Regions from separate parts of the Homo sapiens genome. Here all the other regions are linked to region 3. A link is a loop called in an ENCODE intact Hi-C map of the cell type or tissue named here. Cell type or tissue: CD4-positive, alpha-beta T cell. All regions are shown on one strand. Links, peaks and the distances in the headings refer to the core of each region. The heading gives the core; the rest is flanking DNA.

The links. Peaks named below come from ENCODE experiments on the same cell type or tissue, not always from the same donor. Only the 100,000 strongest peaks of a DNase experiment are listed, where the experiment ranks them.
Region 1: it touches region 3 in a loop (2.2-fold over the local background); 3 of 110 quality-filtered maps call a loop at or near these places.
Region 2: a loop joins it to region 3, with 2.2 times the contacts of the local background. A loop is called at or near these places in 2 of 110 quality-filtered maps.

The regions. Positions count from the first base shown.
Region 1 is chr21:35,503,698-35,514,268 of GRCh38, forward strand. All of the region lies in intron 1 of LOC100506403 (a long non-coding RNA gene), which reads right to left. Among named protein-coding and RNA genes, the nearest start is that of MIR802, 210 kb to the right of the region's middle. RefSeq lists enhancers at 2,658-3,247, 4,491-5,011. In CD4-positive, alpha-beta T cell, for the core only: no CTCF peak of the experiment used is centred there; DNase peaks (open chromatin) are centred at 4,934 and 5,484; H3K27ac peaks cover 535 bases.
Region 2 is chr21:35,549,516-35,560,086 of GRCh38, forward strand. All of the region lies in intron 1 of LOC100506403 (a long non-coding RNA gene), which reads right to left. Among named protein-coding and RNA genes, the nearest start is that of MIR802, 170 kb to the right of the region's middle. In CD4-positive, alpha-beta T cell, for the core only: no CTCF peak of the experiment used is centred there; no DNase peak of the experiment used is centred there.
Region 3 is chr21:35,423,519-35,434,089 of GRCh38, forward strand. All of the region lies in intron 2 of LOC100506403 (a long non-coding RNA gene), which reads right to left. Among named protein-coding and RNA genes, the nearest start is that of MIR802, 290 kb to the right of the region's middle. In CD4-positive, alpha-beta T cell, for the core only: no CTCF peak of the experiment used is centred there; a DNase peak (open chromatin) is centred at 5,133; H3K4me3 peaks cover 467 bases; H3K27me3 peaks cover 408 bases.

The DNA.
Region 1 (10,571 bases), core at 770-8,769, 80 kb after region 3:
AACATAAGCTTCTCAGGATTTTCAGCCAGTTTGTCAAGGGGGAGGGTTTCCTGTTTTTCTCCTCTGTGTTACAGACCAAACGTTGCTGGTCTCATCATCACAGACAAATTAAAGCAGCTGCCAGCACTGCTGGGAAGTCCTAAACCCAGCAGGCAGCTTCTCAGTTGCAGAGACACCTTTTGACAAATTCGACTCCTCCAGGGCCTGTTTGGAGGGAATGTGTGAGCTGTTCAGCTCTTGGGGCACAGCACATAAACCAGCAACAAGCGTCTTCTCTGCATCGTGGTTGACATGCATTTAACCGGTGAATCTGAACCCACATCTGTTCATCCCCATAACACATGGAACATGCTATGATTGTCAATGCCAAAAACCTGAAGTTCCAAAAAGCAGCTCCTGAGAGTTCCTTTCCTAAACAGTCTGGGGCTAAACCCAAAGCATGTGTCCCTTGGTGAGAGAGGAGGAGTGGGCTATACTCTCAGATATGGGGCCATAATCTTAGAAACTTCCCTGCCTCCCACCTCCACCCTCAGCCGCCAACATTAAACAGGAATAACATCGGAAACCAAAGGAGCCACCCAGACAAAACACAATTTATAATATTTTAATCACTACTGGGCTAGACAAATGTCTTCCAACACAAACTTCCCACACATCCTCCATTCCTTTTATTTTACTCCCACGAATCCATAAAGTTCCTCCATGGAGATATTGCAAAACCTTTGTGCAAACGGGATATAGCTTCCAGCTCTTTGTATGATTTCGTGGGAGCTTTGGTACAAAAGAGTGGTTTAGTATCTTGGAAAGTCTCCTTCCAAAGAGAAATGGGATGACATTGCACATTTAAGGTGTCAATCTAAGACTAATTTGCAAGTGACACCGCTGTACAGAGTATGTCAGTGCTAGAAGCGTAGGAACCTGGGTGGGATCTGCAGCTGGCTTCTGCTGAAGCGAAGTGTGTGTAAATTTGGAGAAAAAGCTCAGGGACTATGCATTTCAGTTCTCTCTTCTCTTGTGAAGGAACTGCCCTAAGTGTTCCTCTGAAGTGTATAATAAACTGAAAAATTTATTTACTTATTTTTATCAGTAGACGTCAAAAAGAAGCCTATCCTTTATATTAGAGTTAAAATTTGTACCTTTCTGTACCTGGAAAAATTCTCCTGATTTTTAAAACAGGTCTCCATACCTTTTATAAGCCACAACAAGGCTTCTTTGGAGGCAAGCCACTGTCTGGTGGTCTCAGACAGAAAGAATTCTTGCAGTAAGCCAGGCAAGCAGTACATATCTAACAACATCTATTCCTCCTCTTCTCCCTAACTTAATTTTTTTTTCTTTTTTTTTTTTTTTTGCCAGGAGCAAGTATCAAAGTATAGAGCCTTCAAAAGTGCTCTGGATTCCATTACAAAGAAAATCATGAATAATGCATCCCCACCTCCTGCTTTTATTTAATCTCAATCAGTGAGAGCTAGAAGTGCATTACTGTGTCCAGCTGCATCCCTGGCTCCGGAGGCTGGAACCTGGGGCTGAGGGACCCACAAGCCCCACAGGTGCTGTGCACCGCAGAGCCAGTTAACCAGCAATCCTGCTCAAGCCCCGGGAGACTGTAGCACCAAGGGCTCAACCCTTCCGGATGTCTGGCTTGCCATGGATGGTTCCTATACCTAGGGAGCTGCAGAACCTACTTTGAAACTGACACAGCCTGTGTATCCCGGGGTTACATCTCCCTTTCTCTGTTTTAATAAAGCTGTATTCCTAATAAAAGGAACAAACAGCCTATCCCACATGCTGAAAGATCATGACGAGAAGTCTGCCCAGTCTGTTATGATTCGATGTCCCATAAGCTAAGTCCCTCTGCACTCGTGCACATTGAGCACGAAATATAGGCAAATTGTTATTTCTGTCCATCAAGAGCAAATTATGATGATAGCTGGCTTTTGAATGTTAGAAACTATAGTGTTTTTCATTTCTGGGAGCACATCTTGTGTGTCACTATGTGCTATGCCTTTATGTTAAATAACATGTTTATGCTGGGATACAAAACAGTACGATGGCCACATAAAAAAGACTTCATAAGGTACATACATATGTCATATATCAACATATTTTAATTAGTGTAAGTTCAACATATAGAAAAAACAGCTACTCTTGGCTGGATGTGGTGACTGACTCCTGTAATCCCAGCACTTCAGGAGGCCAAGGCGGGTGGATCGCTTGAGCGTAGGGGTTCGAGACCAGCCTGGGCAACATGACGAAACCCCCTCTCTATAAAAACAATTAGCCAGGTGTGGTGGTACACGCTTGTAGTCCCAGCCACTCTGGAAGCTGAAGAGAAAGGATCATTTAAGCCCAGAAGGTCAAGGCTGCAGTGAGCCAAGATCACACCACTGCACTCCAGCCTGGGCCCCAGAGTGAGACCCTGTCTCAAAATTAAATAATTAATAAATAAAATAAACAAAAAGAAACAGCTACTTTTTGTAATTTGGAATCAGAAGTTTTATATAAGATAACACTTTTGAAATAATCAGGAATGTAAATTTATGTAAATTTAGCTGGGACTCTGTGTTAACATCTTTTTCGTTGTGCCTATTTTTCATGTTTTGCCATGCTAACATTTGCTATGTGCCCACACACACACGTGCAATTCTTTTCTACTCTATTAGCCTCTGGTTCTGTATGTTTCCATCATTAACTGAAGCATTTGCAGAACGAAATGGAGGTTTAGCACTTTGAGAGTTGTTTTATTTTTACAACCTTGGCAAAGCAAGTGTCATTGATTAAATGTCTGAATTCCAGGAGAGAGAAACTTGGCAGATTTTTGCTAGGATGTTGGACTGGTCCCAACCAAAGTAGAGATTGCAAGCGATGGTTCTTATTTTAATGTATGCTAATAGATATCCTGTGGCTTGTCATTGGGTCTCCAAGGGAAAAACAAAAAGAGTATGTGGTGTATTGGGGAGAAGGATAATAGTCTCTGCGTATAGGGTGGAGGGAGGAGGCATCCTGAAGATGAGCAACTGCTTCATTCATTTTTATCTCTTAGAGTAACATGTGCCTGTGTCAGTCCTTAATAACTCTTGTTCCAGAGTGTCCCCAAATCATTATTCACTTGTTTCACTAGTTTTGGTGAAAAATGATGGATCAAGGCTTCATCCTAGCTTGAGATCATTTTTGGATGCTTTTGCTGTTTTGACACCGGTATGTACAGCTGGATCCAAGGAGATACCACCCTTATATAGTTTCACTGCAGCCCACACTTGGTTTTGATTAATTTATTAACCCAAGATGCCCCTGGGGAGAGGGGGGTTACGGGAAACACCTTGAATTCTTTTGTTTTAACATTTCAGCATTGCTATTCATAGAAACTACCAAGCCTTTAAATCCCCTATCTGTTCTTGCCAGCAAAGTAAAATATGTTTTTAAGTGTTTGAAAACAAGGGAGAGTAAATGTGTTTTAAATGTATCACACACACACACACACACACACACACACACACACACACACACACACACTTTTGCCCATTATTGTTCCTGGTCACTTCTTACATCCAGAGGCTGAGAACTTAGACCTGCCCTCTGACCTCCTAAATTATCAGAGGTGAAACTCCCTTTTAAGCAAGATCTATATCTTGGAGAGTTTCCTCTCCCTCCTTGCATTCCCCAGGCCCATCTTTTCTACAAAGTGCTAGAGTGTCAGTTTTATGGGATGTTGAAACCTTCCCAGTATAAATTCTACCCGCATTATTCTTTTCAGGAAGGCTCTACAAACATTTAATAATAAAAGTGAAGTGGGTGCGACTCTTAGTTAATAAATACCTCATCTTGTGGGAAACATGAAGCCTTGAGCATAAAACCAGAGCTATCTTTTCATCTGGGCCTGTCCATCATCACAGTGCCCAAGTGCTTAATTTAAACTGCCACTTCGCCAAAAACCCAACTGGGCAGAGGATGCACTGTTCATGCCAACCACCGTAAGGCCAAATTATTCTATTTCTAGCAACAATCACCTTCCTCAGGAATCTATAATTTTCAGCTTATGATAAACCTTCAATACTTTGGATTTCCCGGGGGAAAGTCAATATTAAATTAGAAGGTAATTATATAGCATTTTGCATACAGGCTACATTTTTATAGTTACATAAATGCATACTTTATTCAAAGAGGTGTTAACCATATGTGTCCCAATTCAGTTTCTAACAAATTTCCTTTCACAAAAAAGATAAGAACTTATAATGGTCACGTAATACAGATAGGTTGTTTTAAGAGGTATGAGAAATTAAGTTGAACATCTTCTGGATATGTGCCTGATTTTGTTTGCCCAAGTCTTACCCTTTGAGCAGATGATGCAAACTATATATTAGTGACTTAGGAAATAATAGTATTTTATTATAAAATTAATAATTGGTCAGAAAGGAAACATCTGCCAATATCATTCTCCTTCAATGTCCTTCAATTCTGAAAAAATAACTCAGATGACATTTTTATTAATACTTAAAAACTGATACTTAAAAAATTCTTAAAAAAACATAATTACAGTCTGAAATATAATAGATTCTCAAAGAAAAGTACACATTCTCCTTTCCTCTTCATTTAGCATCTGTTGTTGGCCAAACAACAGATGACGCCTTGCCTTCAGGGTAAAAATCTAATTTGCATGTAGGCGCTTGAATGAAATTAAGCTCCACAAGGTGTGAATAACAAGGGGTGGCCTGCTCTAGTGACAACAGGCAGCTCTTCTCAAACAAGGACGTTGAAAGCTTGTTAGTGCTAACTGAACTACTTTGCAGCGTATATCCCCATCTGGAGGCCGACATCAAATTTGAGAGTCACAAAGAAACACAAAGGTCATTGTGGCAAACCAGGGCCGTGGCATTGCACAATTCTAGCCAGAGGCCAGACTCCTCAAAGTCTAGATGAATGGTGCCCCCTGGAGCTGTGCAGTGCACAACGTGTGCATCTGGATAGGTCAGTCCTGAGGCCAGCCGACTCATTTTATAAGGCAAGAAACTGCAGCCCAAAGAATATATATGCCTGGTTGGAAGTTAAGCAATGAGGCACATTTCAACTCAATATGAAGAAAACATTTTTGAAACAGGAAGCTGTCAAAGATGATGTTGGTTGACTCAGGAGGTAGTGAGGACCAGTTACAGGACATTTGCAAGCCTAGGCTGCTCTACCATCTGGTATGGACTTTCAGAGGGGGCTTGAAATTAAGGTGTGGGTAGGGGCTGGCCTCCATAGCTGTTAAGGTTTTTCCCAACCCTCAACTAAGGAATCCATTGTTCAAACACAAGTCTTCAGGCTACTGAGCACCAATCAAGGTATGGGGACCCTGAAAGGCAATAGAAATCAAAAGATCTATTTTGAGAGGGCTCTAACTTAACAACAGGAGGCAGCAACATCAGTGACTTTCTCAGCTGCTACAAAAAGTAAACCATCGTCAGACACAATTTTCCCATTCTCCCCCCTGCACTTGCGTCATACCCAACTTCCCCTTCCCCTCAACACTGCAGAACTTACTGATAACTAAGCCATGTCTACCCCTCTAGGAGTAGTTCAAGAGTCCTGGTAAAGACCTAACAGGAAGTAGAAATTACATATGAGCAGCATGTGTGTGTGCATGTGTATGTGCACATGCATGTGTGTGGTATGTATGTACACGTGTGTGTGTGTGCATGCACACACTGCATGGGTGTATTTCCTTAAGCCTGCTTTACAAAATCAAAAAGTACTTCCAGCATCCATATTAAGGCTGTCTCCAGCACTGCATGCCATTGACATGCTGTAAGTCACATAGAGGATGAAACCAGGGTTGGGCAGTCAAGAAGGGGCATTTGTAAGGGCTGGTGGCATGACGGCTCCCATCTGTTCTCTCACTTTCTTCAGAAGTGAAAAATTAGCCCTGGATGGTGTTTTATGAGATACTGAAACTAGAATTCCCTTAACCGCATTCATAAAACTCAAAAGGCAGGGTAGCAATTAGAAAGGTCATGGTTTTTTGGATCTTCAGTCCTGAGTTCCAATCCAACCTCTGCCACCTTGTACTGTGAAACATCGCCGAGTCCAATTAAAGTTTCTGAGCATGGATTTCCTCATCGATAGAACAGAGAAAATACCTTCTGCTGCACAGGGTTGTTGTGAGAATGAATGAGATAACACAAAAGAAACTGTGCCTGGTACCTTAGAAAGACACAGATGCAGGTGGTCATATTTCAAACCCACAATTCCTTCTTCCTGATGTCAAAGCAAACATGAGCAGAAAGAGTTGTACATGAAGAGGCATGGCTCTCTCTTTAGTAATTTTCAGCTTATGATAAATCTCCAATACTTTGGATTTCCCGGGGAAAAGTCCATATTAAATTAGAAGGTAGTTACCTGGCATTCTGCATAAAGCCTGCATTTTTATAGTTGCATAAATGCATACTTTATTCGAAGAGGTATTAACCATATGTGTCCCAATTCAGTTTCTAAACTACATTCGGTCTGTCGTGGCACTAGTCCAATAGCATTCCCAGGACTTGTTCATGAGCCAGCTTCACTCAGGCAAGGCTTTTCCATGTTTTGGTTGCCCCCTTTGAACAAAGCAGTCAACTTAGTTACATTATTAATGAAAATATCTGCACTTTTCCCCAAATATCAAACTGTGTGGTTCTTCTGAGATGCACACTGAAGAAATGAAGCAAATTCCTAGGTAATTCAAGCACAAACTGAATGGAATCCTCAAATTTCAGGCAAAGGGAACACCTTAGCATGAATCACATAAAGTAGAACCTTGCAAGTGTAGACAGGCTTATGGCATCCTATGCCACCTATGTGAAGTAGGAAATGCAAAAGGAGACGAAAGCCATCACCCCAGAGAAGCAGCTCATTCACAGTACAACGATGAACTCCAAAGCCAAATGAAATAGCATTCCTAAGCTTCCCATGACACAAGATTTCCTATCATATTCCTTTGAGTACCAATGAGGTAAATTCTCCAGGAGAATAAAAGATGCAGGGGTTTGTGGAATGTGCTATCCAGCAGTCCCACCCAGGGGCACTGGGACAGGACCCACAATGGGGCTGTCAGGCAAGCTCTCTGTCTGTCCAGAAAACAGGACCTCGGTGAGCATGGTTTTGGGGAATGATGTAGATGGTATAAATATCAACCAAGTCACATGACATCACTCCTCCCAGATCATTCTACTCCTCTCTCAGCACCCTGGCCTGTAGAGAAAGAAGAAAGAGTCGCAGGAGGAATGAGAATGTATGACAACTTTGAGGACAAGGAAAAAATACCCCAAATAAATGTATGATTGCATGTGGCCAAAAAAGAACAAAAATGTTGAGAAGGTTTTGTCATGCATGGTAGGTAGGTTCCATTCATTTACCAGGGCAGGAAAAATGTAAGTCTCTATGATCCCCAGGAATGCTGCTTCTGAATTGAGCCCCTGGGAAATTTTCTGAAAGTGCTCCAGCACGTTGTTTCTCGATCAACTTAGTACGCCCAGTGGTGGTCTCTTTACCTCCCCCAGGAGATCTACAAAGAATAGATAATAGCAATGTTTCACCCTGCCTCGTACCAGATGTGTGGCTGCAGGAAATTTGCATGATCTACCTAAGTCTTAGTTTTTCACGTTTGTAAAGTGGGACTGATAATACTTACTTCAGGGCACAGTTGTTGATTGATAGAGGGTGTGGGTGGGCTTGGCCTCCAGAGTATGTCATATATAAATCAGTCTTCATTTAGGGGATTTTTTTCTCCAGGATCAACTTTACTCTGTAATTCTCTTTGCTGTTGTCACCCTGCCCCACCCAGTCCGCCCAATTCTGCAAATAATAGACTTTCTTTTTCTGACTCATGATAGAAAACTTGAGACATACAGGAAACTATGAAGAAGAAAACAAAAACCTATACTCCCACAATCCAAAGGAAACACCAGTAAAATTTTCTTAGGTATACTTCCAGTCTAAAAAAAATTTTACAGCTAAGCTCCCATTATTGATATAACTTTTAGGTTCTTTTCTTTTCCTATCATTTTATTATGACAGTTTTCTCTTGTCACTATAACTTTTGTTTGTAATGTTATCTGCGGTTTTTGTGTGTGTGATTATAAAAATGATATACTTTGCCTGGAGGTCTTCTTGTTTCATGACAAGTAATGAAGCACCTATAATTGCCCAAACCCATGATGGCCAAGAGGAAGGGCCAGCTCCCAGGATAGGAACAATTATAAAATGGGACTTGGGAAAACCTTTCTTGGTGAAGCCACGTGGCAAGTGTTTTAAGGGCTACATAAATGCAATCAGCAAAGACGCACCATCTGAGTTCCCACACCAGCTCTGAGATGGGGCATGAATATAGACCTGTGGGTCATTGAGCCCTTGCTACAAAAAAAAAAAAAAAAAGAGAGAGAGCGAGCTCTGGAAAAGCCATGTAGCCCACTAGGAAGCTGAAATGCCTGAAGTATAGCTAAAATGCAGTATTCCTGGTGTGCTTATGGTAGGTATGGTTCTGTTATACAGGAAAAAGTATAATTTTAAGGAAAAGATGAAAGGAAAGCAAAGAACATGATCTGCAAGGGCTAGAAGTCTTCTGAATAAATAAGGACTTTAGAAACAGCCAATGGGATAAAATATTCAGAATGTAGAAAATAATAGTCATGACCAAATTATTTCAGGATAATCCCTGAAAAAAGGATGTATTTTCAATTGTATTTTTCTATACACATTTTAATAAAAGTTGAATCATAAAGCTTATCCAACTCTACTCCTGCTTTTGATTTTGCATGTGACTACAAATTTCTTACTCACTCCATTAAAATGACTGCAAAATATTCCAGCAAGAGGATGTACCAGAATTTATGTCATTGTGTGTATGGTTGTTGCATAATTATAAACATCTCAGTAATAAATATCTATGCTGACAGCTTGGTTTTAGCTTCTTGTTATTATACTTCCAAGGAATAGATACCTAGTAGGGGAACTCTGAGTGAAGAGTATCAACTTTTTTATAAGATTTTTACTATGCAAGACCATTTACGTTTCAGAAAAATCATTTCAATTTCCACCTCCCTTAGCAATGACAGAGCAAGTCTACGTGGGCACACCCTTGCTAACAATGGCTTAACCAGGATGGATCTTTGCTAGTTTGATGTACAAAATGCCATTATGGTTTAAATTTGCATTCTTTTTTTTTTTTTTTTTTTTTTTGAGACGGAGTCTCGCTCTGTCCCCCAGGCTGTAGTGCAGTAGCGCGATCTCGGCTCACTGCAAGCTCCGCCTCCCGGGCTCACGCCATTCTCCTGCCTCAGCCTCCCGAGTAGCTGGGACTACAGGCGCCCGCCGCGACGCCCGGCTAATGTTTTTATATTTTTTAGTAGAAACGGGGTTTCACCGTGTTAGCCAGGATGGTCTCAATCTCCTGACCTTGTGATCCGCCCGCCTCGGCCTCCCAAAGTGCTGGGATTACAGGCGTGAGCCACCGCGCCCGACCTAAATTTGCATTCTTTAATGTGATTTGATTTTGATTTTGATTTACTTGGGATTTGCTTGAGAAACATGTTTTCCCGTTTGCTTACTGCTATTTGAGTTTCTCCTGTGACTTGTCTTCATAGCTTGTACCTATTTTGCTCCTGGAATTTCCATGCCTTTCTTGTGAATTGGTAGGAATTCTTTACATAAGGATGATTGCTAACCACAATCTATCTGTTATATTTGAAGCAAATAATTTTTCTAGTTCATTTGCCTAGTAATGTTTATAGTATTTGTGACACTCAAATGTCTTTGATTTTTATTATCTAATAGCTTTTGGGTGATTTTTTTCTATTAACTTATGCTTAGAAAAGTCTTTCCTAATCTGTTCACGAGATATTCACTTCTATTTTCTTATGCCATTTTTGAAAATGGTTTCATGGAGTGTTTTGAGAAACACTTTTGAGTTTAAGAATTTCAGAAACCAGAATTTCCATTAGCCACAAAAGCAGTGTTGGAGAAGTGTGACTGTTGCTGCCTGGATTTCAGAACTATGAGACTGTCATTCATTGGTTGATCTTTATAGCACATGTGCTCAGATAGTACCATCCAAGGTTGGTCAGGGAGGGCTTAGAACTGGTTCTGGTGACTACATCATCCTCTGTTCAAATAATAATCATTTTCCCTTCTTGAACTGGAAACATGGAAAATTTGTATTTTCAGTATCCATCCATCTCTACCTCTTCCACATCTCCCCCACTTTCCTGTATTTCTATTAACTTCTCTTTCACATTGCTTTATATATTCTCTATTTTGTATCTATCTACCTTCCCTATTGACCCATCTATCTATCTATCTCTTACCTATCTACTTACCATCTTCCACTGATATCTAATTCTTTAATGTCTATGAGCCAATATTCTATATTTATCTTTCCATTCATCTATATCTATTTCATTATTTCATCTCTATATTTCCACAATAATCTAAAAAGGTGTCTAGAACTTTTTATTATCATTCAGATTTCTACAGTGTTGATTCTGTACTTTATCTAAAGTGGGTTTTAATCCAACGTTTGCAACTTCTAGTTTCCTTGCAAATCCGCTGCATTTTCCCCACCT
Region 2 (10,571 bases), core at 910-8,909, 130 kb after region 3:
AGACCTGGTTTAAATTCCATCTACCTGGGCTGATGGTCTGTGCCAAAGAATACATTGTCATTAGCATGTTCAGTTGAGAATTACATCAGATTGCAATGAGTGTAATGACCTCAAACATTTACAGGTAAGACCAGGGACTTACTATGGTGTGCCACTAATGTAAAGAGACTGTACAACAGTGTCCTTCAAACCTTAAAGTGCATGCAGATCACCCAGGGATCTTGCTTAACTGCAAACTCTGATGCAGTAGGTCTGAGATTCTGGATTTCTAAGAAGCTTCCAGGGAATGCCCCTGTAATTGGGATGTAGTTGGTCCATGGCACCCACTCTGAGTAGCAAAGCTGTAAAAAACACCAAATGTAGAATTCAAATAATTTTTCTCCCTTCAAGGCAGTCCTAGGAATGTAAATTCCAAAATTGTAGCCATTGCTCAAGATGTTATTTAATATCTCTCTTAGATACAATTTTGCAATGTGTTCTAAAATCAGTTCAGGTATTTTCTAGTTACTCGTTCCTTTTGGCTCCTGATAATAATGCTCCATTGGATCGTTCAACTCATCTGCCAGCCTTGGTGCCAAAAAAGGCATGAATTCAAAAGATGGGCTCCTGCGTCCACGGGCAAGTAAACATTTTTCAAAGTTGTGTGGAGCAATGGGAACTGTTCTAAAAGGACCTGCAATCGTTTGGAAACTAAAGTCAAATCTGCTAGTTAAATACTAGTCTTGATCATTAGCTCTTCCATGCAAAAACAATCAAACAATAATAATAGTAATAATATAACTAGTACTTAAATGCATTTTGGTTTTGTTTTGTTTTGTTTTTGAGACACGATCTCACTCTGTTAAGGTGCATTTAGCCATTGGCTATAAGCATGCTATAACAGTTTGTTTGTTTTTTTTTCCCACATCACCTCTGGGCAGCATCCGGGAACTCTGTGGGACTACATCGATGCAATGTCAATGAAATAATAATAATCTTTATATCATATGGTGATATTATTCACATTTGTATTTGCTATATAAGATTTACTATGTGACAGGCACATTTCTCAGGGCTGTTTTACATGCATCCACTTATCTGAGCCTCACAGCAACTCTACAATCAAGTCACCCTTCTTACCTCCATGTGCAGGCTGAGACACCTGAGGCATAGAGCAATACAGTAGGGTGGGTGGTTCCAGCAAGCTGGTGAAAAATCAAGAGCCCAGGCTCTATCACTCCTGCATCTTGGTGGCTGCTGTCATTAGGAGTTGGTTTGCTTGACCCAGATAGATAAGTGAAAGCCAAAACCCACTATGACTTCTGTGGAGCTTGGACTCCCCAACACCCATTTCCCACCTTTGCAGCTGCCTGTGCATGGTGATCATGCCACAGCAGGGAGGTTCGGCCTGGCCTTGGCATGCTGAAGTCCAGGAGGAAGCACTGAGTTAAGCTCACAAGTAAGAATCAAGGACATTTGGGTCACCATTTGAAAAACCCTTGTTATAAGGGTTTTTCAACATCACGAAACATTTTTATTTTGTGCACGAAGGAAGAATTGCTTCATACAGTGGTAAAAAAAAAAATTCTATGAAACCTCTGCATTGGAAATGGCTAAAAAATATTAGGACCAGTTGTAGATCAAGATGTTTTATCAGGTTCCCTTGTTAAGTGGTCTGTTCTGGAGCTCCTAAGACATGCCAGGAGATCTGGCAGTAAGTTAAGAATGACTTCAAAGACAGTCCTGCTAAAATAGATACTAAGCATGGCACCCTGGGTCTGGCTTCAGGTAGTAATTGATGTTTGGGAGGTACACATTTTATTTTATGAAAGGAACAGATAAGTTTAACATCATCAGATATTTCTCTCTCTCGCTCGCTCTCTCTCTCTCTCTCCCCCCCTCCCTCCCTCTCTCTGGAAGCAAAGAGTATGTTTGCTGTGTGTGAATCAATTTAAACTGGTGTGTGATGGAAATATTTCATGGTGAGTTGCCCGTGTAACTGAAAAAAATTATAATAATAGCAAACACTTAAATGGTTTATGCTGTTTATAAGTATTAGCTATTTTAATCAACAAATTGATCCTATGAGACAGGTACTGTTATCATTCCTATTTTTCTAATGCAGAAACTCTATAGAGAAGTTCTGTGACTCAACTGAAGGGCCAGATGGGGAGTAAGCCATGGGGATAGAATTTAAGTTGGGGCAGTCTGTCCTCAGTGCCATTGCTCCTGCCCTCCAGGAACACTGCCTCTCCATCAAAGTTCCTCTCCTGATCTTACCTCCAGGGACCTCTGCACAGGCTCTTCCCCTTTTCCTGCAGTGTCAAAATCCTGCCCCTAGTCCTCAAGGAATGACTCCTCTGGAGTCCCTCAGGTTTAGAGTTGCCAGATAAAATGCAGGATCAAACATTGCATAGAAGAGCTTGGGCACGGTGGCTCACGCTTGTAATCCCAACACTTTAGGAGGCTGAGGCAGGAGGATTGCTTGAAGCCAGGAGTTCAAGACCAGGCCAAGACCAGGGCAACACAGTGAGATCCCATCTCTGAAAACAAAATTAGTTGGGCATAGTGGCACATGCCTGTAGTCCCAACTACTCAGGAGGCTGAGACGAGAGGATCACTGGAGGCTGAGGCTGCAGTGAGCTATGATCATGCCATTGCACTCCAGCCTGGGTGGCAGAGTGAGACCATCTCTAAATATGTATTTATACACACACACAAACTATACACACATACATGTGCACACACACGTATAAACATACATACATATTATATATTGCATAGAACATACTTATACTAAAATTCTGTTTGTTGTTTCTCTGAAATTCAAATTTAACTGGTTGTCCTATATTTGTATTTGCTATTAGGTTGGTGCAAAAGTAATTGCAGTTTTTGCCATGACTTTCAATGGCAAAAACTGCAATTACTTTTGCACCAACTTAATATATTTCACATTCCTACTTAGAGATTAGCTTCAATACCTTCTCCTCAAAGGCCTTTCCACAGACTCAAGAGCACACCCCCTCCCCACATTGCCATTGTCTCCTCACTGTAAATCTCTGCATGGTACTCAAGCACATCTGACGCCTGCTATGAGAATGTCACCCAGTGAAGCAGAAGACAGACATGCTTGTCCATCTGGTCTACCACTCTATAGATTGGATAAAGATAATGTGGCACATATACACCATGGAATACTATGCAGCCATAAAAAAGGGATGTCCTTTGCAGGGACATGGATGAAGCTGGAAACCATGATTCTCAGCAAACTAACCCAAGAACAGAAAACCAAACACCGCAGGTTCTCACTCATAAGTGGGAGTTGAACAATGAGAACACATGGACACAGGGAGGGGAGCATCACATACCAGGGCCTGTCAGCGGGTGGGGGGTTAGGGGAGGGATAGCATTAGGAGAAATACCTAATGTAGATGACGGGTTGATGTACAGCAAACCCACCATGGCACGTGTATACCTATGTAACAAACCTGCACGTTCTGCACATGTACCCTGGAACTTAAAGTATAATTTAAAAAGAAAAAAAAAAAAGCCTAAACGAGTCTCTGATGAATAACAGGTATGTGATAACAGTATGTGGAAAGAATAAATGAATGTGTGTCACCTGCTGCAAGACTTCTGGAGGATGTTTCCTTACCTCCAGAGAACACAGAAAAGTTCACCAGAAGATGTGCTATACGTCCTTGTCTTTTCCATGTTTTGTGTGAGTAACTTGGAACTAAACACACGTTCCTAATTTCCTACTTCAAAGGCAATGAATTTCCCAGTGCCTGATGATTATTTATATTTTAAATATTTTGAAAGAAATGTCAGTTTCCTTGCAACAAATTAAGTGTATGTTCTTGAAAATGGAGAGCACGATCCCCTCAGCATGCATATGGTAAATGCCCTCAAACACGCAAACAGAGTCCACGTCTTTGAAAAACACTTTCAACACAATAACAGCCAGGAAGAAGTGGTCTATTTTTATACAGCAGCCCCCACATGACACAGCAAATCAAACACATTATTTCACTAATTCTTTTTTACCTGTTGCTTCAGGTGAATAAAGTCACAATGTGTGTAGAACAAGTGAGTGACCCTTTACAAAGACTCTTGTTCCCCCTAGAGATTTCATTGTGGCAAGGAAATAGCTCTAGAGTAGATCATTTTTAACCTAGTGAACAGCCACAATGAAGGTTTGATAAAAGATGAACCAAATGAAGTAAGAACAGGAAGCTTGAGACTCTCTGCTCTGCTCAATCCATACCATTTCCAGAACGGGTCAAGCACTCAGAAGTGCCCTGTGGCTGTCTGGCACTAGAAACTCATGGAAGGTAAATTTTTTATGTTTTATTTTTCATTAAAACAGACTAAGAAATTGCCTAAAGGCAAGTTCCATATGTTTGGCTGTTGTTTAAACCTTAGTTTCTTAAATACATTTGAATAAAACTATGACAGAAGAATCATTGGTCGCTAATTTTTAAAAGAGTAAATATTAGGTAAAGATAAAATGAATTACTGACTTTATTTCATAGTTATAATATCTTAAGTTGGAAAGACTCTTTTACTTTAATCATTGTGGGGAAGAAGTATAAGAAAAATTTTAAGACTATTGGGGTGCAAACCACAGGGTGTAGCCTATATCTACTCCACATGCACCCTTCTGAAGTTCTTATATCCTAACCTCATTTTTCATCCAACCTTAAATGATACCACAAAAATGCACTTACCGACCAAGCCTTTTTTTTTTTTTTTTTTTTTTGAGACGGAGTCTCGCTCTGTCGCCCAGGCCGGACTGCGGACTGCAGTGGCGCAATCTCGGCTCACTGCAAGCTCCGCTTCCCGGGTTCACGCCATTCTCCTGCCTCAGCCTCCCCAGTAGCTGGGACTACAGGCGCCCGCCACCGCGCCCGGCTAATTTTTTTTTGTATTTTTAGTAGAGACGGGGTTTCACCTTGTTAGCCAGGAAGGTCTCGATCTCCTGACCTCATGATCCACCCGCCTCGGCCTCCCAAAGTGCTGGGATTACAGGCGTGAGCCACCGCGCCCGGCCCCAAGCCTTTTTTTTTTAATGTCAGAACTTTTCTCCAAGTGAAAAACACCAATAATACACACCCTCCATTTTCCCACAAATCCCTCTTCTTTCCCCATATCTTATCAACCTTTCAACGAATTGGTCAACACTCTCCATTAACAAACTTTTAAAGTAAGAAAAATGGATGATGACTGCTTAAAATGAGAATCCTACTGTAAAAATCATTGATTCTTTATCTGGAAATTCCAAAATGTCACCCAATGTAAAATGAACTGGCTTAAGGAGAATTTTATACTAAACTTTCTCATAAAATGTTATTTTTTAAAAATAGGGAGGAGTGAAAATGAACTTACTGGGAGGTACAGCAAACTAGCAAACTACTTATTTTGTATTTGGGGGAATGTGTGGAACCATTTAGAGGTACAGAAACCCTCTCTGAAAGAAAGAATGATTTGACAATGTTATCTGAAACTTCCCAATGCCAATCTTTTCAAAGTCTAGCTGTTTTATTAGTTACTGAGAGAGGGATATCAAAATCTCCACCTATGGTTGTGAATTTATCTATTTTTTCCTTTAATTTTGTCAGCTTTTGCTGACAAGTCATAGCTCAAATTTGGGAAACACTGTTTCGGGAGACCACAGAGGAGATACAACCGTGGAACCAAATGAACCATGATGTAGCTCTCTGAACTGATGTTCACAGAAGTCACTGCCCTACACATTTGGCAATTCTATTTTAAGATATGACCATGTTTTGGTCTATATGCAAACCTTTCCCTGAAGTGCCATTCACCTTTTCCTGAATTGTCATTTTTCTCAAACTGTTGACTAAGGATGAACATCTGTTAAGAAGTGCCACCTCCTGTCTGAGAAACATGGAGCATGTAAAGCCACTGTAGGGAAGATGACATGCAATCACTATAACGCACGGGCTTTCCTTTAAGTCAGCTTTGCCATGTAATCTCTTCAGCATGCATTAGCTGTGTAGCCATTGGGATGTTTCTTAACTGCTATGAACTCAATTACATCATCTGTAAAATGTCTTTGAAATAACTATCTCATTAGGTTGAAGGCCATGAGGATTTAATGAGATAAAGTATATATAAACTGCTGTTCATATAGTAGGTGCTCAATAAATGCTAGCTTCCCTTCTGCATTTCCGTTTATATGCTAGCAAGGTCAAGAGCAGATGCATAAACAAGACCGAATTTTCTAGTCCGTATTTATAAGATCTTAACTCATGTTCAGTAATTAACACTAATATACACAAATGAATATAGAACAAAATGACTTATACACACTTTCAGGTATCTCACACACAAATGCTTTAAATGCCGTTGAAAAGTTTTGGGACCTTTTCAGTCACTTTGAATATTCGGTTCATCGATCTTCCTTTGCCCCCAGGCACCATTTGGGGGTCTCACCATATCCTTCTCTCTGTGACTCCTCTGGTTGGTGCCATGGCTGGCAAAGTCCTAAGGGATGCCAAGAGAATTCCCCTCCATCAGAGCATCTGGAGAAGCACACCACCTACAGAGCTCCTGGGACAGGTCCAGGAGGTTAAATGTCTGTTTAGAACCATTATCCATTCTCTATTACACACACAGGGGACAGTCCACGACCATTCATTGCATCAAGATCAAAACATAATGTGTTGCAGGTAGGGAAGATACACATCACTTGGCAATTGCATTGCATTTGCTATTCAGGTTCTCAAAGCCTTGAAAGACAGCAAATGTCTACAATTCCCCAGTGCGAGATGATGGGAGATATAAACTAAATGGCAGAGATCAAAATCTCTTCTTTGGCATTCCGCAACACTTGAGACAGCTTAGTGCCAAGAGCACCAGATTTAGAGTCTAAAGACCTGGATGTGAACCTGAATTTTAGTTTAGATACTGGTATGTTTCCGAACCTCAAATACAAGACCTGTAAGATGGGGATAATAAAGACTTCCTCCTGGTGTTACTGTTCAAGAATCAGATAAAGCAAATATGTGAGATATTGGGATCATCTTTGCTTACCTTGTAAAAGGCAGACTCTAAATCATTTCTAGGAATTATCAAGGTCTATACCTTCAGTGCTGTAACTATTCTCACGTTTTGCCAGTAGCTTTCCTCCAGCTGGAGTAAATTGTAAAATCCCTCACTGGTATCATGATGCTGTTTAAGGAGGTGGTTTTTCAGATGAGAGCACCGAGGCCAATGTAAATGCCACATGCATCAAATTCATGTGTGCTGATTCAAAGACTAATAGTCTTTTAGCTCTGCACCTTCTTTGTGACAAAATAAATTTGTCATCAGTAATGAAACTTAAAACTTGGCTGGCAAATCCTTAATGCTCTTTGCCTTTAAAATAAAATTTGAAAAACCTTCAGTTCTATGTATTGACATCTTTACCTCTGATATATTAACAAACCATTAGCAGTTTAAGGGCTGAAAGGCCCAAGTAGTGTTATGCATGACGTCTGGGACATAGCTGAAATTCAAGGGTCTCACACCATGACCTGCCCATTATTTCAACTGAAACCTCACTCCCGCACCTCGGGCACCCTAGGCACAGGGGATATTCTCAGAAAATGGAACATAAATGGCATTGGAACATGGAGACAAGACCTTATTAACTAGAATTATCACTCGACTTTGGAAATTACTTTAAAACTGAATGCCATTCTCATGGATAGTAAAATATGACACCCAAGGCGGTTCTCAACACTTTGAAATCATTTGAGTTTGGATTAGACAAAACTCCATAAAATATACACATTTGCATGCACAGAGAAAGATCAAGATTATGTGTACATGTACTTAGCTTACGAATTATAAGTGGATTTTTTGTGTATTTTTACATTGTTTATACCCACATATAGGCATATATGAATATTTACAACGAAGCCAAAATTTTTTTAAACGTACTCCAAATCAAGTTAATACTCATTAAGAAAGGAAGAACAAAATACAGCAAATTCTCCATTATTTGTGTCAATAAGGTTAAGGCACAGGTTCAGATTTTGCTTTGAAATGCAGAATGTGATGATTTTGCAGCATGCTTATTCATATTAAAATTTTCCCCTCAGGACAGGTGGAGAATAGCTAACTCCACAGCTATGAGAAGTAGCCTGGGGGTGAATCAAACAACAAAATATACTAGGTGCATGGAATTTTACTTGGAAGTCACAATATTCCCATTTTCCAGGTAAGAAAACTGAGTCTTAAACCACAGTGGTAATAAAGAAAAAATTGTTCATGACATGTGTTAAAGACAGGAAGGAAGACTTTATTCAATGGGAGACTATTGTAATAGGTATAGGGGCCACTGCAATATAATTTTTGAATGGGAGAGACAGATTGGAACGAATTCCAAATACAGCAAGACCAAGTGGAAATTTACAGCCAAGGAACAGGGTAGGGACCAGTGGATGGAAAATTAATAAGAGGAAACATCAGAGGTAAGGGGAACGTACTTACTTAATACAGCAAATCAAACACACTATTTCACTAATTCTTTTTTACCTGTTGTTTCAGGTGAATGAAGTCACAATTTGTGTAGAACAAGTGAGTGACCCTTTACAAAAATTCTTAGCAGGACTCTTGCTGAAGACAGGCCAGGGTGATCACCCATTATGGGGGATGGTGAAGGATGAGGAATCTGATCAGACATAGAAGGTGATCGAATATTGAGGGGGAGGGGTTCTGGGTCAACTGACTTAGCAGGATTCTTGCCAACACTGGACCATGCATGAGAATCCAAACATCAAGACCTAATCAGGGAGAGACTTTAGAAGGAGAGAATCTTGGCTGGGTGCAGTAGCTCATACCTGTAATCCCAGCACTTGTGGAGGCCAAGGTGGGTGGATCACGGGGTCAGGAGTTAGAGACCAGCCTGGCCAAGATGGTGAAGCCCCATCTCCACTAAAAATACAAAAATTAGCCAGGTGCAGTGTCGGGTGCCTGTAATCCCAGTTACTCGGGAGGCTGAGGCAGGAGAATCACTTGAACCTGGGGGGCAGAGGTTGCAGTGAGCCGAGGTCACACCACTGCACTCTAACCTGGGCGACAGAGCAAGACTCCATCTCAAAAAAAAAAAAAAAAAAAAAAACAAGGAGAGAATCTTTGTCATTTGTCAAAGCGTACCACAAAGGCTATTCCCATTTTCCTTTTATCTTTAGTTAACAAACACTTAAGTCAGTGTAACTGTGCACCAGGCACTATTGTAAAGAGCTTTATACATCTTAACTCAATTATCCCTCTGGACCACCCATGGAGGCAGTACCATTATTAGCTTTGTTGTACAGGTGAGGAAACTTAGGCCAGAGAGCTTAGTAACTTGCCAAAGATTGCATAGCTGGTAGGTGGAGGAGAAGGGATGGAGTGAATCTAGGTTTTGTGGGGCCTGAAACTTACACAATTTGTGGAACTATGTAAGAAAAATAATACAAAATAGGAAATACAAAATTAGTCATGAATGAGAGAATAAATCATAACAAATTACTGATGCCGTGGAGATTCAGGGCCTTTTGAATCTAGTTGGAGTAGGGAAGCCAGTGTGTGGTCAGGAAACATTGCTAGTCAATTGACTATTGACGAGATATCAATATCAACTATTCCATCCAAGAGATATCAACTATTCCATAATTTGCTCCCGGGACATTCCATCTGCATTTCTAACTCATTTGCTTTGTATATTACGTTCTTTGACTTCACCAGGGCCTTCCTTGCCCTTCCATTTCCCCTAATCTTACTCACCCTGCTGTCTGGGATCAAGTACTGTACCATCCGTGACGCCACTAAAAGCCAGGGCCATTCCTCCCTCTGTGGTCTCCCAGAACAGTGTTTCCCAGGCTTTGAGCTGTGACTCATAAGCAAAGGCTGACAAAATTTAAAGAAGAAATAGATAAATCCACAACCATAGGTGGAGATTTTGATATCCCTCTCTAACTGATAGAACAACTAGACTTTGAAAAGATGGGAATTGGGAAGTTTCAAATAACACTGTCGAACAATTTGACTTGTCCAGCTGTAGTAACTACAAAACTTCAGAATGCATGTTCTCTCAAATGCACGTGAAACAGCCACCAAGGGAACCATATCGTGAGCCATAAATCACATCTCAGTGACCTTCTGGGAACAGAGTATATTCTCTGACGGCAATAAAATTAAATTAGAAACCAATAGCATTAAGACATCTAGAAAATCTCCAAATATTTGGAAATTAATAACATACTGCTTAATGACTCACGGGCCAAAAAGGAAGTCAAAAATTAGAAAATGTTTGGAGGACCTATCATCCTTTGTTACAGAAAACTAAATGTATTTCCCATCTCATGTATAGATATGGAGGGAGAACATCAGATTTTAAGCTTTTTCTCATTTATGCCACATCCTGTGATCAATTAACCCTCAAGTTACTAAGTTAGTAACTTCCAGCTAATGCACATCTCTTGTCATTTTCAAGGACTAAGCAGAAAGAATAAAACCTTGTATTTAGAAAAACACAAAACTTGCAAAATATAAAAATAGCAAGAGGAGGGTGAGTCACTTCTCCTGGAGTGCTTCTG
Region 3 (10,571 bases), core at 1,381-9,380:
CACCTTGATCTCAGTCTTCCAGCCTTCAGAGCTAAGAGATAATCAATTTATGTTGTTTAATGCAACCCAATTTGTGGGACTTTGTTACAGCAGCCCTGGGAAATGAACACAATGAGGAATGTAGCTGCATTTGTACCCACAGGCCAATGTGACCTGGGTCAGCCAACATCTGCAACTAGAAGCTCACCTTGAAAATCGATGCTCCTTAAACTCATCACCAGGACCTGATTATGATACAGTCAGCCAACTAATTACTGCCAAGAATAAGAAATAAAAGTTTTCTGTTTCCACCAGAGTAAGAAGGTCCAGCTGTTCCATTAGGAGCAGTGATTAATCCAGTTTTGAAGAGCTGGGTATTTCCTGTTGAGCTAGGTCTTTCCTCTGGGGAAATTCTTATTTTTCACAACCAAGGAAGAAAGTCTTATTCACTATATGGCAGGAACTCAAGAAACATGGTATTGAGGATGTTGATGACAGAGATGATGGGAGTAGTAGTGGTAAAAATAGAAATTAGCCATTTCTTCAATAATCTTCACTATAAGAGTTGGATGGAGCACAACCATCTTCCATGGAAGTTGTTCCTGTTTTCTCATTTCACCTTCTGACATCACTTGTAAAATGTATATTAAGACAGCAGCATACTATTTTTTGAAATGAGACACTTAAAATACCCTGAATCAAGTAAAAATATGAAAATCTTTAAATTAATAATAAGGACTTGCTGGCCTTCAGAACATTCATTTGAGCTATTTTTGATATGTGAGAAAGTTGTGCAATCTCGTCTCTTGTAATGTGACTTTCACTAGTGTATTAGAGAATATGTTATTCCAATTTGCAAAAATTATGTAACCAAGAATTTATTTGCTGTCTTTCATATGCCAAGCAGTGTGTAATGGAGAATAAAGAAACTCAATACGTGGTTTCCGCTCTGAAGGACCTTACTTGTTAAGCAGGGCAAGACCTTAAGACAAGAAGCAATAATGGGTGAATAAGGTGAGGTGATGAATTTTTCAAGACTAAGAAAGCTCGAAGAAGGAAATATGCAGTCCTTGGAGAGACAGGACCCAAAGCAACCTCACAAAACCAGTCCTGTTTTGACTGAAGAGTCTGTCTGGCTTAGACAATCCTTTTCATCTTTTGGTTTCTAGTTTGGTACAGGGAAAAATGTCCTTGATACGCCAAAGCATTCTCATGAGAAATGCACCAAAATTTTTTAAATGTGCATTTATTTGATGATCAGCAAATGTTAGGTCAATTGTGGTAAAATGTTTTCTGGGTCGGGCGCTGTGGCTCACACCTGTAATCCCAGCACTTTGGGAGGCCGAGGTGGGCAGATCACAAGGTCAGGAGATCGAGACCATCCTGGCTAATATGGTGAAATCCCGTCTCTACTAAAAATACAAAAAATCAGCCGGGCGTGGTGGCGGGCGCCTGTAGTCCCAGCTACTCGGGAGGCTGAGGCAGGAGAATGGCGTGAACCCGGGAGGTGGAGCTTGCAGTGAGCCAACATCGCGCCACTGCACTCCAGCCTGGGTAAAAGAGCGAGACTCCGTCTCAAAAACTAAATAAATAAAATAAATAAAAAACTTTTTCTGACCAAATGGACACCTGTTGGTTTTGCCTACTCAGCACCCATTTCCTTGTTGTTGTTGTTGTTGTTTTAATGCAAATATTTTCCTTTAGAAACCACCTCTCACCCACCCTCAGACTAACCACATTGGCTGGGACTGATCCCACTTATCCCTATTTTCCTATGGGCCCTGACAGCAGCCTGGCCATTCAGAGCAGTCCATGCCTCAGGCCAGACTTGGGCTCAAGAATTGGCATAGCTTTGTGTATATGGAGCCAAGACGTACTTTGAAAAGTACAACGTTGTTTAATAAGTATTTAAGTGCCCTTTTCATCTGCCAATCAATTTAAAATAAGGTATTGAACTACTAGTAAAGTCTAAATTAACGTCATAATATTAAAAATAAAACGAATATGATATTCAAAAATATATCAATGTCTTGGGAGGGTTTTAAACAAGCGTTTTAGAAATACTTTAGAAACAATTATCTGGGCCAGACAGATATAGTGCTTTATGGACTGAGTTGTAGGTTTATGATCCTTACATTATCCAAAGCACCTGATAAATCACAGGGCTGTTTCGGCTCTTTCCAATGGTCACTGAAAACTTTGAGTAGATATAATTATCAATGTTATGCACATTTTCTACATATTGAAAGCACTGGAAGCTCTTCCTACATAAAGTATCAAAATATGAAATAGTTTGAAAAATGTGTCAGGCTTCATTTTATTTGATAAAATGCTGTATTTAAATATAATTAAAATAAAAAGTCAAAACCACATTAAAACTGTGTCAATATTTCAGCAAAAGGTGATTTTTTTTCCTCAAAACTCAGAAATCTATCCCATCTCAACTGATGTTCCACGGGCTATACAGTATATTTCCTGTATGTAAACAAGTAAAAATAACACCAGCACTTCTCCAGGGCTTCTGTGTCAATATGTTATCAGAAAATATCACCTATCTCTCTCCCCTCTTGGGCTTATTAAAATGAAATTTGGTAAGTTAAATCAATTAGATGAAAAAATACTTTTTTAAAAAGTTCAATTTTATATTTTAAAATTAGAAGTAAAAAAACTCATATTGTACTTTTGCTATGTTGAAAGCATTGCTCATTTCTTGATAATGAAAAGGGAAACGTTACATCCAGTTGAGAGGAAAAAAAAAAAAAGATGCTGATGGTGATGCTGACTTAAAATAAATAATCACAAATAGCCACGCATTTGTAGCCCTGCACTTCCAGACTTCCCTTCATGAAAGCCCTTGGGATTGGGGCCATTTTTAAAGGCTCTGGAGTGACCAGAACATTAGCTAATTTCAGAGAGTACAAAATGAAATACTATCTATGAATTCCAATAAGCATCGTCTCTAAAGATGACTTCTCAGAACTGCGGAACTCTTTATGGAGATTTTAGCTGGGATGATGGTGCTTGTAAGTAATCTCACCCCAAAGCAGTTCATTTTCAAGAAGACACTTACATCACTAATTGTTCTCACTCAGAGAGCTATTTAATGCTCCCAGATCCTCCAGCCCCTCCCCACTGCTCTCCTTCGTTCCAATGCTGTCTTGTCTCCTAATGAGAAGCCTGCAGCATCTATCAGCCCTCCCAGAAGCCCTGTACTCCCACCTCCTGCATGGGAATGTATAACTGCAGAGGGGGCTCTGAGCAACAAATGACTCTTCCTTAGTGAGGAACGAGATAGACTAAGAGTTCATGGTAAGAAAGCTCAGAAAGTATAAACAGAGCACCTTAAAAAACAATGACCAGCAATTTAGTACAGATAGAAGTAACAGCGAGTTAGTAAGCTCTAAAGCAGAATTGTAAACCCCTATTCTTCAAAAAGCATAGTACATTCTAAGGAAAAAACTGAATTATCTAAACACTCTAGAAATCTAAAAAAGACAACTCTAAACCAAACTAAATGTTTCTACCCCAAAGAAAAGACAAATGCTGATCTTAGAGAGTTTACATGCTCCTAGAGATCTTTGAGGTTAAAAATTCCCCAAATGATTCATTTTGACCACCTCAATTTTGGTGAGAAAGGAAGAAGACAGCTTACGATATTGAAATTAATGTGCATGGGGAGTATTCATCCTGCATGGAAATCACGTCAAAGAACACCTTAAGTTGTTAATTTCATAGACTTAAAATACTTTAAGCTTCTTAGCATTTATAGGAAAAATTACTACATTTCATGATAAGCTGAAACTAAACATTTTCAAGAATTTTCTTGTATGAAAAGAGGAGGAGATTAAAGGTATCTTTCTTGGGATCATGGAAAGTCATCAAATTGATACAAATTGAGTGTTAACTCTTTTTCTGTTCCTTTTATTGTATATCCCCCAGTCATTTATCCTCTTTGTGGTTCAGCGCCCTTCTTTGTGGAATCAAGCTGTTTTGAAAGTGCTAGATTCTCTACCCAGGAAGATAGTGTACATTCTAGGAGTAAGTGAGCCCCCACTGAGAGATGTGTGAATTAGCCCTACTGTGGGATGGCGGACAATGTGTAAACTCTCCTCCAGTACACACACACCTAGTAATTTAGATAATTCTATTAGCCATATGTTGCTAGAGATTTCCCTTTCCCATAAGCAAATCACAACGAAGGGAAAGGTTGTTTGAGCATCAGCCAAAAAAATAAAAATAAAAAATAAAAAAAGAATGTTTATTGATGGCTTTCATTGTGCTAGATTCTGAGACTCCGTGAGATAGCCCATTCCCCCTGGGTTTTACCCGCCAGCCCGGGAGCTATGACACAAATTCCGGGAGATGAACTGAGCAGCCTCAGCTCAGTGTTGGCTGTGAAGGCAAGAGGCACATGCTCTAGGAATTCCAGAAAGGAGGTGATACGAGGGACCGGGCTGGACAGCAAACAGCATTCTGCAGAAATTATATGACTTTTTTTTAAAGACCTTTTTATCTGGAAATAATTTCAAACTTACAAAAAATTACAAAATACCACAAAGGTCTCCTTTATGTCTTCACCAGATTTCTCAATTATTAACATTTTGTTATTTTTGCTCTGTCATTTTCTACCTTATGAATCATTTGAGAGTAAATTACAGACAAGATGCCTCTCTACTAAACACTTTAGTGTGTATGTCCTAAGAAGGACATGCTCTTACATAAGCTCAGTGCAGTTATCACAGTCAGGAAATGATCATTGACACAATACTCTCATCTAACCTTGGAGATGACTTTTTAACTGCCCCTTTTGCACAGTTTCTCCTATTCCATGGGTTTCTGTGTATTCAAAACAATAAAAAACAACCCTCATTTTTATTTGGGTCTTAAGAGATTCCCAACAGGGAGAGAGGTGGACCTCAAACCATCCAAACCTCAGTCCAAAGAGTCTCCAATAAGATGGCATTCAACTCTCAAAGGAAACACATTTTCAACTCATCATTTAGCCAGCTTCATTTCTCAAAATTCCCTCTGACAGCAAAAGTTTTAACAGTTAAGTTTCTGCCAGAAGAGTTGTCTAGCAGTTGTTCCCGTCCCCTGTTCCTCTGTGCCAGCTTCCTCCCCCTCCCTGTCTGCCCCATGTCTGACACCGAAGCCACATCAGACGCTGGGAGAAGAAGCAGACACACACCCTGTCAACACATCTTTGGCTGCCCGACTCTCAGCACAGTAGTGGCGGGGGGTCACCAGCAGACAGGATGCTTCCCACATGGGGATGATTTAATCCCCAGCGTTTTCATCCAGTGCAAGAGAGAAGCCCGCTGCTTGTGGGCCAGGTGATGGGAATTAGGCAGGAGCCGTGGTAAGAATAAAGGCGCTCCTGAGTGACAGGCATCACCCCTCCTTCACTGGGGTTTTGCCACTGTAAGGCTCAAAATACCCGACAACAAAAAACTTCAGAAATTAATCTGGGATTTTCATTTTAAAAAGACTTTTTGAGCCCTTTTAGGCAGATGCTGAAATCATTTCAACATGCTCTTCCATAACAAGGTTCAGTGTTATTTTAAAAAATTACTTGGAGCAGGGTGTTCATGCTTGGTAACAGATACATTTTAGGACTTGGCTCCTGGGATGGCCTGTTAACCAAATACAATCATGTGATTATTCTAATGACACATCTGGGTCCTTCCAGAAATGTGAAAGAATGAACAATCTAATAACCAATTCCTGGAATAAATCACATGTGCTTTTCCAGAACTTTCTCACAACCTAATACAGTTTTCTTCCATTAACAAAAGGCATAACATTTAGCATTTTCTCTGGCAAACTGAAAGCACAAAGAACCCACAAAAATTAAAAAAGTAAGCGCAGAGAAATATTTTATGATTGTTTTATAGTTTTATTTATGATTAGTTGAAATGAGAACTTGGGTCTTTTTTTTTTTTTTTTTTTTTTGAAACAGGATCTCACTCTCTTGCCCAAACTGGAGTACAGTGGCACAATCTCGGCTCACTGCAATCTCTGCCTCCTAGGTTCAAGCAATTCTCCTGTCTCAGCTTCCTGAGTAGCTGGGACTACAGGCATGCACTACCATGCCCAGCAAATTTTTGTATTTTTAGTAGAAACAGGGTTTTACCATGTTGGCTGGGCTGGTCTTGAACTCCTGACCTCAAGTGAGCTGCCTGCCTCGGCCTTCCAAAGTGCTGGGATTACAGGCGTGAGCCACCATAGCCAGCCAAAGACTTAGGTCTAGACACTTTGCTCAAAATGCAACCCAAAGATTAGCAACATCAGCATCACCTGGGATTTGTTAAAATTCAGACTCAGGTCCCACCCCAGGACCCCTGCATCAAAATTTGGATTTTAACAGGATGTCTGAGTGATCTGCACACACACTAAACTGTAAGAAGCCATTTTTTAAACAAGTGTGCCATCCAGGCAAGGCTAAAAGAAGCCACCAGAGAGTGAAGAAAATCCCAACAGAGTTCGCAGAAGAGGTGGGGGCCACAGTAAACTTAAGGAGTATCAGTATTTTCCAAAGAACCAAAAAACTAATATCCCACTTAATTTATCCAAAATAGAGTTACCAGATATAGCAAATAAAAATACAGGGCACCCAGTCAAATTTAAATTTCAGAGCAGCAATGGACAATTTTTTGGTATGTCCCAAGAAGCATTTGGACACATTTTTACCAAAAAATTATTTGTAGCTTATCAGAAATTCTAATTTAACTGCACATTCTATATTTTATCTAGTAATCCTATTTCAGAGACTCTAGATTAAAAAGCAAATTGCAAATATGTCCTTCTGAATGAAGGTTTCCCTAATAGACTTTGACGAACTTTGCTAAAAGAACGATAGCCTTTTCTTTCCTTAGCTATTTGTATTTGTTTTTGTCTTTTTTCCTTCCTTTCTCCTTCCTTCCTTCCTTCCCTTTCCTTTCTTTTCTTTCTTTCCTTTCTTTTCTCCTTTCCCTTCCCCTCCTTCCTTCCTTTTTCTTTTCTCTTTCACTCCTTCCTTCCTTCTTTTATACCCGAAGTTCATCTTATTTCTCATGTGTTCCTGAGACTGTAGCTAACCTATTTTATTCTCTTACCAGAACCCAGGCAAATAAGTGTTAATCTGGAATAGTTCTACTTGTTGTGGCATGAGAACTGCTCACAACTGGAAAAAAATGGTTTTTACTTACTGGGAGCATCCTGGCTAAATTTGTAAACGCGTCCCTCCGTTACCAATAATAAACGACGTAGGACTATACCATCCAAATAGCTACCTTCCAATATTTTAAAGTGCTTAATTATGAAATGACAATTCTAAGAAAACTTAATAAAATGTAGAAAATACTATACAGTTCAAAAGCAAGATTTTACCTTCTAAGAACAGAATGAAAACAATCAAACAAAAATTCTGAGGCCCAGTGATTTCACTCAAATGAGAAACACAGAAAACAATGAGTAGGGCCAATGTGCAGTAAAAGGCACCTTACATTCATGGAAAAGGAAAGAATTCAAGCATGTGTTAAAAGGGCAATAAAATAAAAAGGAGAAAAAAATATAAAAGCCTATTAAGCCACAAGAATGTTTCTTTTGATGCTTATTTTTGTATTAAATAGCAAAAGGATAATGCCATCAATTAACCATGATCTTCATAATAAAACAGAATATTTTACAGTCAAAAAAAAAACTTGGAAAACCCAGCTTTTAGTTCCCATGCAACATCCTCAAATCACTAGAACAAGTGAGTTGCTAATTTTCTTCTCTGTTACAACAACAGAAATAAAATCTAGCAGAGAACAAAACAGTTACCATACCCACAACCAACATCTCTACGCATCTTTTTTTTTTCCAGCTGCTATTCATATCAAGTTTAAGAAGCCACCCCATAAGTCTCCCAGAAGTCTCTGAAAAATAAAAATAGGCAGAAAAGATGATTACTGAGGACTGTGAGTGGGAAAACCATGTACTCAATTTGTTCCCAAAGTTTTTCAAGAAAGCAAGATGATTTTAGTAACATATTTGCGCTGATTCCTCTAAAAGGACCATGCACCATAATGAATGCCGAGTAGTGGAGTTGGTGGTGACAGTTGGGTTGGCATTCTTAGACCCAGATGTTCTCAGCCAGCATCAGCTTTGATCTCCCTGACGACCTGCATACTCTTAAGATGCTGGTTTAGAAGATTTTTTGCAGAGTGGAAAATACCAGGGAAAGATGCACAGAGGAGTGCTGAAACCTAAATGCTGCCTTAGGTTGGTCAATTGTACCATCAAAGGAATTGAATTTCTCAGAGATAAGAGTTTTGTGTACACTGTAAGATGAACTTTTCCATTCCTGATCACTAGATGGTGTGAAGGAGTCCAGAATATGCCACCCCAAAATATGCCACTTTAGCATGAGTATTATTTTGAGCTGAAGGCAACTGCGAATCAACAGAAGCAGGGAAAGTTCTCTGCCCTCCCCTTATCTGCCTAAAAACAGGGTATAAATTTCCTCTTGTGAAAGAGTCATATATTCCCCAGTCCCCCTGGACCAGGATGAAAAGAATGACCTTTATCACTGAAGAAATATAATTGACACTGAGATGAGTCTGCATAAACAAATTTTAAAATTATCCTTAACTTTTGTATTAGTCAGAGGGACAGAACGCTAGAGGGACAGAACTAATGGAATAGATTAGATTAATAGAAAACTCCATTAACTACCTGACCTCCATAAGCCCCTCCTTTAACTGGAGGACCACAGTGACATTTAAGGTCCCCTTGGATGAACGTCAGTTCACAGCCAGTGTCCAGTAGTCCTCAAAAAGTCTGATCATTTCCCTTTTCCCAGTGAACAGTTAACCCTGGTAAAAGACTGGAGGTCTCCTTGGGGAAGGATGGGAGAAAGAGTCACTGCATAAATAGTTGGTAATGTAGTGCTGGTCCTTCCTCAAAAGAACCCAGACTCCCCTTCATTCAAGGGGTTCTGGGTCTGTAAACCGTCTCAAGTCTGGAAATTGATTGAGGGGCTGTGATTCTCCATTTTTATAATTCAAATTAGACTTTCATCCATTTGACCTAGAAGTTATCCGCTTGTATAAATTAAGTAGGAATGCAGTAGGCTTCCTATCAATTTCACTTCTAGGAACACCATGATTAATTACCCAATGCCAGAGCTCTACATGAGTCAGACTATTCTGATTGCTGCTTTGCCTCGGCTGTCCGTTACGGTAGCTACACCCACCTTGTCTTTGGTGGTTGAGTGCTGCCACTTGGCCCCTGCCACCTGAAGATCCAATTATTGCCACTGTATTTAAATTTTGTAGTTGAGTGACTGTGGTTCCCCGTTAGATCTGACATACAGAAAAGAGCAATTACAGGGCTCTTCAAAGATGCAGGTGCTGCCCTCACAAATCCATTTTGCAAGGCATCGGTCAAGGGTATATTTTTCTGGACCCTCCCAGCTGGGATGAGCAGGTCTAAAGTGACTAATTCACTCCACCATCCCAATCTCCCTAAGCCTTTGGATCCCTTCCTCTACATTAAACCAAGAGAGATCAGGCATTTCCACCTTGCTCACAGGGGTCGTTTTTTAATCCAAATTTTAGCTAACCAGGCAAATAAACTATTAGAACCTTTTTTAACTTCCCGAGCTGCAGCATTAAATGCAGAGTCCTTACTTAGTGGGCCCAAATCAATAAATTCAGCCTGATCCAACTCTGTGTTCCTTCCACCATTATCCCACATCCTTAATATCCATTCCCATGCCTGTTCTCCAGATTTGTTTATATAAATTAGAAAACTCAAACAGTTATTTTTGAGCATAGTACACCCCCTCATGGGTCACACTCTCAACCTCACCTCTAGGGGCCTGCTTGGACTTTAGTCTAGTTACAAATGTAGAAGCAAACAGGGGTGTTAGGGGTGGCTCCTGAGGAGAATCAACATTATTTTGCCTGGCAACTGCCTCAGAGGAGGCCATCACTGTTGCCTCAGGCAGTGCAGGGTTTATCTCCTCAGACAAAGGGGGAAAGGCTGATGGCCATGATGGCATGGGTTGGGGAGTGGATGTTGCCACTAATGGGGATGAGGAAGTTGTTGGTTCTGGCAAAAAAGGCTCATCAGAGTTTACAAACTCAGTGTCCCCAGCTTCATCAGGGTCCCCCCACATGTCTCCATTCCGAGTTGCAGGTTTCCTTTCTTTCCCAATCAGTGCCCTCACTTTAACAGTAGACACCTGGAGAGACTGTGTATGCACCTTTCATTGCAGGTCAGACACTCGCATGATAAAAGCTTGTATCTGTTTCTCCACAATTTCAGCTCTTTCTCTACAGGAGATAAGACTCTTACTCAGGGCAATCTTAGCAGATTTGAGGCTCAGTACCTGCTTCTGAAGTTGGGAACTAGAATCCCTGAGTTCATCATTTTATTTCATCACTTTGTCCAGCGAACTTCAGAGCAACCAACCAGCTTCATTCTGTTCTTTGGTTCTCCACATATGATCAAATGCATTATGTATAGAGTCACTAAACTCCTTGCCTCTCATGAGTGATAAATCAGGAGTGTCAAATGCATTTATTTTGCATAATTCTCTAAACAGTTCACACCAAGGACTATCA